2 separate regions of the Homo sapiens genome follow, and region 1 is linked to region 2. Evidence: chromatin contacts called from ENCODE Hi-C or POLR2A ChIA-PET data. All regions are on one chromosome and are shown on one strand. Each heading gives the region's core, a stretch centred on a gene start or an enhancer-like site at or near the end of the contact. The rest is flanking DNA. Distances are from core to core; before and after follow the strand shown.

Region 1 (3,458 bases), core at 586-3,085, 190 kb before region 2:
AAGGCCTCACGGCAGTCCAGGCTAGACACGCCGATGTCATTGGGCAGGATGTACTGGGTGTCCGCCATGGGCCCTGCTGAGAACCATCACTGTCATCACAGCTGTTGTTTACCCCATACCAATTGCATACCTGGCTCTGAACTCTTATGATCTCATTTAATCCTCCCAAAAGCCCATGTGGAAGGGAATACTATTGTACCCATTCACCAGATATGCTAACTGAGGCTTAGAGAAGGTGAGATGACTCACCCAAGGGGTCACAAAATACACTGGTGGACCATATTTGGTCTGTAGTCCCTAAACCTTAAAGATTGACTCTAAGGTCAGGCATGGTGGCTCACACCTGTAATCCCAGCACTTTGGGAGGCCGAGGTGTGTGGATCACCTGAGGTCAAGAGTTCAAGACCAGCCTGACCAACATGGTGAAACCTCCTTTCTACTAAAAATACAAAAATTAGCCAGGCTTGGTGCCAGGCACCTGTAATCTCAGCTACTGGGAAGGCTGAGGCAGGAGAATCACTTGAACCCAGGAGGTGGAGGCTGCAGTGAGCTGAGACCGCACCATTGCACTCCAGCCTGGGCAACAGAGTGAGACTCCACCTCAAAAAAAAAAAAATTGATTGACTCTAACTACCTAGTATTACAGATGGGGAAACTGAGGTTCAGAGAGGCTAAGAGCCTTGCCTAATCCCACAATGGAGACATCAGCAGCAGAGATCCTCATCTCTAGGCTCCCAGCCCAGGCCCCTCCCTGCTTCCTTGTTCAGTATTATTTTTTTAAGACGGAGTCTCACTTAGTTGCCCAGGCTGGAGTGCAGTGGCATGATCTTGACTCACTGCAACCTCCGCCTCCCGGGTTCAAGCGATTCTCCTGCCTCAGCCTCCAAAGTAGTTGGGACTACAGGCGTGCATCACCATGCCCAGCTAATTTTTTGTATTTTTGATAGAGACGGGGTCTCGCTATTTTGTCCAGGCTGGTCTCGAACTCCTGGCCTCAAGCGATCTGCTTGCCTTGGCCTCCCAAAGTGCTGGGATTACAGGCGTGAGCCACCGCGCCTGGCCTTTGTTCAGAATTCTTTACACTTTCCACTGTGCTCACAAGGATAAAGTGCCAGGCCGCCAGCTGGAAGGCTCAGCCTTTAGCCAGGACTCGGCCCCAGACTCCTAAAAGTCAAGTCCATTGCTTCACTTTTCTGTACCTCCGTTTCCTCCTCTATAAAAGAGAGAATAACCCCAATATTACCAGGTGGGTGCGCTAATCAGATGAAGTCGCCCTGGACGGAAAGTATCCACAGCAATAAATGATTTTGCTTGAAACTGTCCCATTCTCATCCCTCTAAATGCCTTTTCCTTGGCCCTCCATTCTCCTGCTCGCTCCCTGTGCTCCACCAGGGAAGCCACAGAAGTTCACAACCAGAAGAAAGCCCATTTTACAGATAGGGAAACTGAGGCTTGGAAAGGGCAACAATTTACTGAAGGTCTGACAGCCCCGTTGGAACCCGGGGATTCCCCAACCCGGGGCATTCTCCCCGCCACGCCCCGTCCCGGCTGGGACAGAGTGTCCAGCCTCCTCGCCCTGCCCCGGCCTCCAGAAGCCCCGCCCCAATAGCACAGCCTCGAGGTTCGGAAAGGGCTGTTAACTCTTTGCTCCCCGGAGCACTCCTTGGCCTCGAGGGCGGGGTGAATTTGGAGGGGGTACTGGAGAGTGGGCAGAAAGGGAACGATTTTGCGCTCAGTATGGATTCGCCTTGGTCCCCCGGGATGACACGCTTTGACCCCAAAAGCCCAGGCGCCGCGCCTCACCTGCAGCAGCTGCTCCGTTCGCAAACTCACTTCCTGCTTCCGGCTCCCCCATTCATTGGGGCTCTGCGAACCCCGCCCCCCTTGGCCAACTGCCTGGCCTCGGGGTCCGGATGGGCGTCAGTACCAGCCAATAGACGCGCCAAGACGAGCTTCTCGGCTCGCCCGCTCCCGCCCCCAGGCGCTACGGGGTGGCGCGCGGATTGGCCCTGCGGGCTCGGCCTTTTGTCAGCAGGCCGCACACGCGCCGGACCGGGTACCGCTGTGCCCGGCCTGGCCGCGGCCTAGTCCCGGCAGACGGGACTGACGAGGTCACCAAGCCCAGGCCGAGACGGCGCGGGTGTCAGGGACTTGGGAATCCCCCTCCCCCAGTCCCGATCCCGCTTTCCTTTGGGGTTTCACCTCAGAGGACCCGACAGCACTCTTGCAGGTGGGAACCTACACAATAGGAGTAATGTGGCTCCACCTTCCTCTCGGGACTCGGGACCTGGGGGTGGAGACTTGGAAGTTGCAAAGCTCTCGGTGCCGGGAATCGGGGCTACGGTTGAGTGGGATCGGGCCAGGGCTGAGGTGGTCCCACCCGTGTAGGGGCGCGGAGAAACGCCTCGACTGCTTCACTGTACCACCACCCACCCGCCACGGGCCTGGAAGGAGCCGCTAAACATTCCCGAGCCTCAGTTTCCTTAGCACAAACAGGCTGGTAGTTTCCTGGTGCTTGCCAGATGCCTGATGGATGAGAAAGCCTCCTGCGGCCCCGAAAGGGAGTCCAGAGCAGAGGCGGGCCCGCGGTCCACTTTTACAGGTCTGGACGGACTCACGGGACCACGGTCTGGGTGGGGCATGCGGAAGGGCCTAGGCCAAATGGGGAGTAGTGGTGAGGGCCCAGGGTCAGACTGGGGGGTGGAGTGAGGTTGTCTGGGAGTCTTGGCTTTATGAACCGGAAAACCAGGCTAATAATTGAATCCAATCCAAGGGATATTGTAAGTTGTGATGTGTTGACTGCAGTGCCGCTCCCTATAGTTGCGCAGGGTGAGGGGCGTTTGGGTACTGAAATCCCGCACGGTCTCCTTGCTACGCCCGTGTCTAGGCCAGACAGCCTCTGCTTACCATAGACACCAGTTTCTCATCCACAAAGGTGCCCAAGGCCCTGCTTGACACAACAGTGTTACAAGCTGTTAGCTTTGATGATTACTTGTTATATGGGGGAGTTCAACAAGTTGGTCGGTGTCCTTAGGAAAGTCACCCCTCTTCTTTCCTGTGCCTCCGTTTTCATTGTCTTTAAAATGGGTATAAAGTTGGCTGACAGGTGAAGTTGAAATGTGCACAGGTAAGGGAGGTAGTGCTGCCCACTGCCAGCAGGGGGCAGCTCAGGCAAGGAAAAGACCCCAGTGCTCTCAGGACCCCCCAACCAGCTACGTGATCACATTTTTATGATCACAGATAAGATGAGCATATACTGAGGTCCCTTGCTAGCAGTTTGGCATGGAGGACCTCATTTAATTCTTGCAAAAATCCTGAGGTATGATCACTTTACCCATTGTACAGATAGGGAAACTGAGGCTAAGAGGTTCGCCGACTCCTATAACACCACACAGTTCAGATATCCCTGGCCCCAACATAGAGATACACACACACAGTCACTCACATGGAGCAGTCTA
Region 2 (3,634 bases), core at 112-2,611:
TCCTCATGGAACTTACATGCAGGGCAAATTGGGTGCACCCAGAGGGGGCCTAGAACCCAACCTATGACCTCCACCCCTGACCGGGTCAGGTCTCTGTCCCCTTTGTCCCTCTGAGAGGCACGAGATGAACTAACTCTTAAAGATAACTAGGCTTATGGACAAGTGGATATGAGGGGGAAGGGCATCCCAGGTGGAGGGGACCTCTGGGCAATGGCACTGCAATCAGACCACGTGGGCTGAGTTTGGGGAGCAGGAAGGTCATCTGGTGTAACTGGATACCTGGTAGCTAATTAGAGAGGTCGCAGAGAACCTGCTCATGCTCTCTAGAAAGCGGTGGCTGAAGGTCTGTGAGAGGGAGGCCCCTGAAGACTGTCTCCGCGGGGTTGGGAGTGATCAGAACCTGGGTGGAGAGAAAGGAACCCCCGGGACTACAAGTGAGGCTTAGGGGCCTCACTTCAAGAAGACCACAGGCCCGGCGATGACTCAGGAGTTTAGGCTGCAGCTTCAGGACGCAAATCAGCACACCTCTGCCCCCAAATCTGCTGGACTACGGGAGAGTCTATGGGACAGGCCCGGGGCAGGATCCTGCCCCACCTATACCACCCAATCTCTCAGACTTCGGATCCTCTGGGCCCCAGTTTTGCAGTATGCGTGTATGTGTGCGTGCGGCCACGCGCTCGCTAGGAGCGTGTGGTTCGAGACCCCAAATCTTCCCATACGCAGGCCCCCGGGAGTCTACAGGATGGCGGCTGAGGCGGGAGGACATTTTCAGCACCGGACGACGGACAGCACCCGCGCGGAGAAGAGGAGTGGGAGGCGGGTGGAGTCAGCATCCTGGGGCTTGCTTGGCAGCTCTGTCACTGATAGGTCCGGCCTCCCACCACCACCTCCGGGTCTGCCGGGGCTCCGTTCCAAGATTGGGTGAAGTGTAGGTGACGGGGGAGGAAAACAAGCCCAGAGAGGGAGAAACAGGCGCCCCGAAGGGCAGGGCTTGGTTGGAACTCGACCGCCCCGTTCCCTCCTGGAGTACGTCCCACCAAGGAAGCTTTGCTCCTGACTCCGGCTGCAGGTTACCTCTCGACTCCCTGGTGTAGTCGTGGCAGGGTGCGTCAAGTGCCTCACCGCGCAGGCGCGCAAATAATTCTCGCCCACCTTCTTTCTTAACTCTTCTATTGGCTGTTCCCACCGTGAACTGGCAAGCCCGTGATCCAATCCCAGGCACCGCAAGTCGCTCCGCCTGTCCCTCACCCGGATGTTGCCTTCTGCCGAATCCGCTCAGGCCAGAGCTCGTCAGTGGCCAATTGGGAGAGGGGAGGGGCGAGCCGGCGCCGCCGAAGAGCCAATGGCAGGCGCGGGGGATGACGCCACGGACATGGTGGCCGAGACCGGCGGGGTGGGGGACGTGTCGCGCGGCCGGGTGGCCTCGGTCGGTACCCTGGGCGCGGAGCAGCTGCCTCATTAGTATTCGTACCCACGAGGCGGCGCAGCGGGCCCTCGGGGACAGCGAGCGTCGCGGCCATGGCTTATCACTCGGGCTACGGAGCCCACGGTGCGTGGGGCGCGGGCGGGGCGCGGCGCGGCCGGCGGGGGGAGAGTCGGCGGCGTGGCCCGCTCACCCCGAGGGAGATAGCGACTGGGACCGCCGCCCAGGGCGGGGGTGTCACTCGGGTTCCTGCCCCTCGTAACACTCCAACACGTCCCGGACTTCGCCCTCTCGGCCCAGTCCTGGGAATCCCATGCCGGAGTCGGGCAAAAACGGGGTCCGCCTCCTCCTCCAGAAACTCCTTTGACTGTTGTGAACCTGATGAGGTCCCTGATCACTGTCCAGGGCCTCCAGGTAGCCAGCTGTCGCCTCTCCCAGCTTTGTTCACGGAAGGATGCCCTCCCAGTTATTTTCACCTAGCACACTTCTACTCACTGTGGCTCAGTTCAGAGGTCACTTCCAGTGAGAGGCCTTCAGAAACCCCAAGTGGGCAACCAGTTCTAGGCGCTGCCTCAGCTCTTTCTTTGCCTACATTTAGCAACGGATTTCTCGCAAAGGATCCCTCATCACAGTTTTTTCTCAGTTAGCTCCCCCTCACCCAGCTTGGGGTCCCCTCACTGATCGGTGCCTCCAGGACCCGTGCAGGGCTGTCCAGCCAGGGAAGGGGCGGTGGTTTGGGCTCATGCTTGGTATTTCTGTCATCTACTCTGATACCTCCAAACCCACAGGCTCCAAGCACAGGGCCCGGGCAGCCCCGGATCCCCCTCCCCTCTTCGATGACACAAGCGGTGGTTATTCCAGCCAGCCCGGGGGATACCCAGCCACAGGAGCAGACGTGGCCTTCAGTGTCAACCACTTGCTTGGGGACCCAATGGCCAATGTGGCTATGGCCTATGGCAGCTCCATCGCATCCCATGGGAAGGACATGGTGCACAAGGAGGTGTGGCCTGCCCCCGGGGCACGGGTGGCAGAATTTTTGGCTAGGGCTGGGGCATCATGGGATTCCACCCGATTCCTCACAGTGCCCTCAGGGATGGAGCACACAGAGGGGCACCCTGAGGCCTGGGGTGCGGCTTGCCCACAGCTTCCTCTCTCCCCTCCCAGCTGCACCGTTTTGTGTCTGTGAGCAAACTCAAGTATTTTTTTGCTGTGGACACAGCCTACGTGGCCAAGAAGCTAGGGCTGCTGGTCTTCCCCTACACACACCAGGTGAGCTTCCTACCAAGGGAGCTGGTGGGCCTTCCTCATTCTGCCCGAGTCTGGCCCCCAGACCTCAACCCCCTTCTCTCCTCTTTTCTCTTCTTCCCCTCCTGATGTGGCCGCTGCTGCCACTGCCACTGCCAGAACTGGGAAGTGCAGTACAGTCGTGATGCTCCTCTGCCCCCCCGGCAAGACCTCAACGCCCCTGACCTCTATATCCCCAGTGAGTCTCCAACCTGGGCTGGGGAACGTGGTGGGGTGGGGTCGGGGGGGACTTGTGCCTTGAGGGATGAATGGGAAGAGAGGCGCAGCTACTGAGTCAGCATCTGTTCTTGGTGCTTTGTGTATGTGTGGCAGTTGCAAGACACCAGGCAGGCAGTGCAGGGTGACCAGTAAGGAGCTTCCTGAATGCGCCTTCAGTGTCCCCAGGACACCCTTTTGAGACCTTCCTGTTTCTTGATTTGGACTGTATCCCTCCCCAGCCTGGAGCTCTGGGTTTAGACCTGGCTTTGCAGACTCCAGCTATGGGATTTCAGGCTGGTTATTTGTACTTTTCAGTAAAACAGGACTAATGTAGTCCCTACCCCAAAGGACTGTTGGAGAGATTCAGCAAGGTGATGTTTGCTCAGCACCTCACCTGGCACACAGGAAGGACGTAGGAAACATTAACTCTTATCATCGTTATTGCTTGTCCTCCAAGGCGTGCTCTGTTATCCCTTCTTCCAAGAAGCCTTTCCTGACCCCCTGAGCAAGTGGTGGCTCCCTTCTGGGTTCCCACAACTGCCTGTCCACATGGCATTTTTCAGGCTGCCCACACATACAGCTGACTCTTCTCTGTCCTGTTGGCTGCACAGGGCCAGGCCCATCGTGGACACCCAGGGTGAGTGAGTGTGCAGGGACCAGCCCGCAGATGAGCTTCCAGTGAGGGCAGCCAGTGGGACTGAGGGCAGG

Evidence for each region. A loop is a pair of places that touch in the nucleus more often than their neighbours do. ChIA-PET counts read pairs that join two places held with the same protein, here RNA polymerase II (POLR2A). Pooled maps may share reads with other maps.
Region 1: a pooled map shows a loop between it and region 2 (13-fold over the local background). The contact joins the promoter of DPP3 here to the promoter of YIF1A in region 2. A Hi-C loop is called at or near these places in 1 of 168 maps with a recorded cell type or tissue (posterior vena cava), 2 of 37 single-sample maps with no recorded cell type and 14 of 50 pooled maps. POLR2A ChIA-PET finds 5 or more read pairs at or near these places in 7 of 52 experiments (CD4-positive, alpha-beta T cell, GM10248, HEK293 and 4 more).

Annotation. Positions count from the first base shown.
Region 1 is chr11:66,478,811-66,482,268 of GRCh38, reverse strand. It overlaps DPP3 (dipeptidyl peptidase 3), which reads right to left and starts at 1,835. Exons shown (of 18, transcript NM_130443.4): 1 at 1,804-1,835; 2 at 1-76. The coding sequence starts at 68. DPP3-DT (DPP3 divergent transcript) reads left to right here and starts at 2,020. Exons shown (of 4, transcript NR_120586.1): 1 at 2,020-2,230. RefSeq lists enhancers at 1,696-1,865, 2,442-3,009 and a silencer at 2,006-2,055.
Region 2 is chr11:66,286,870-66,290,503 of GRCh38, reverse strand. YIF1A (Yip1 interacting factor homolog A, membrane trafficking protein) reads left to right here and starts at 1,361. Exons shown (of 8, transcript NM_020470.3): 1 at 1,361-1,549; 2 at 2,212-2,423; 3 at 2,588-2,692; 4 at 2,828-2,906. The coding sequence starts at 1,519. RefSeq lists enhancers at 1,045-1,184, 1,052-1,346 and a silencer at 1,285-1,744.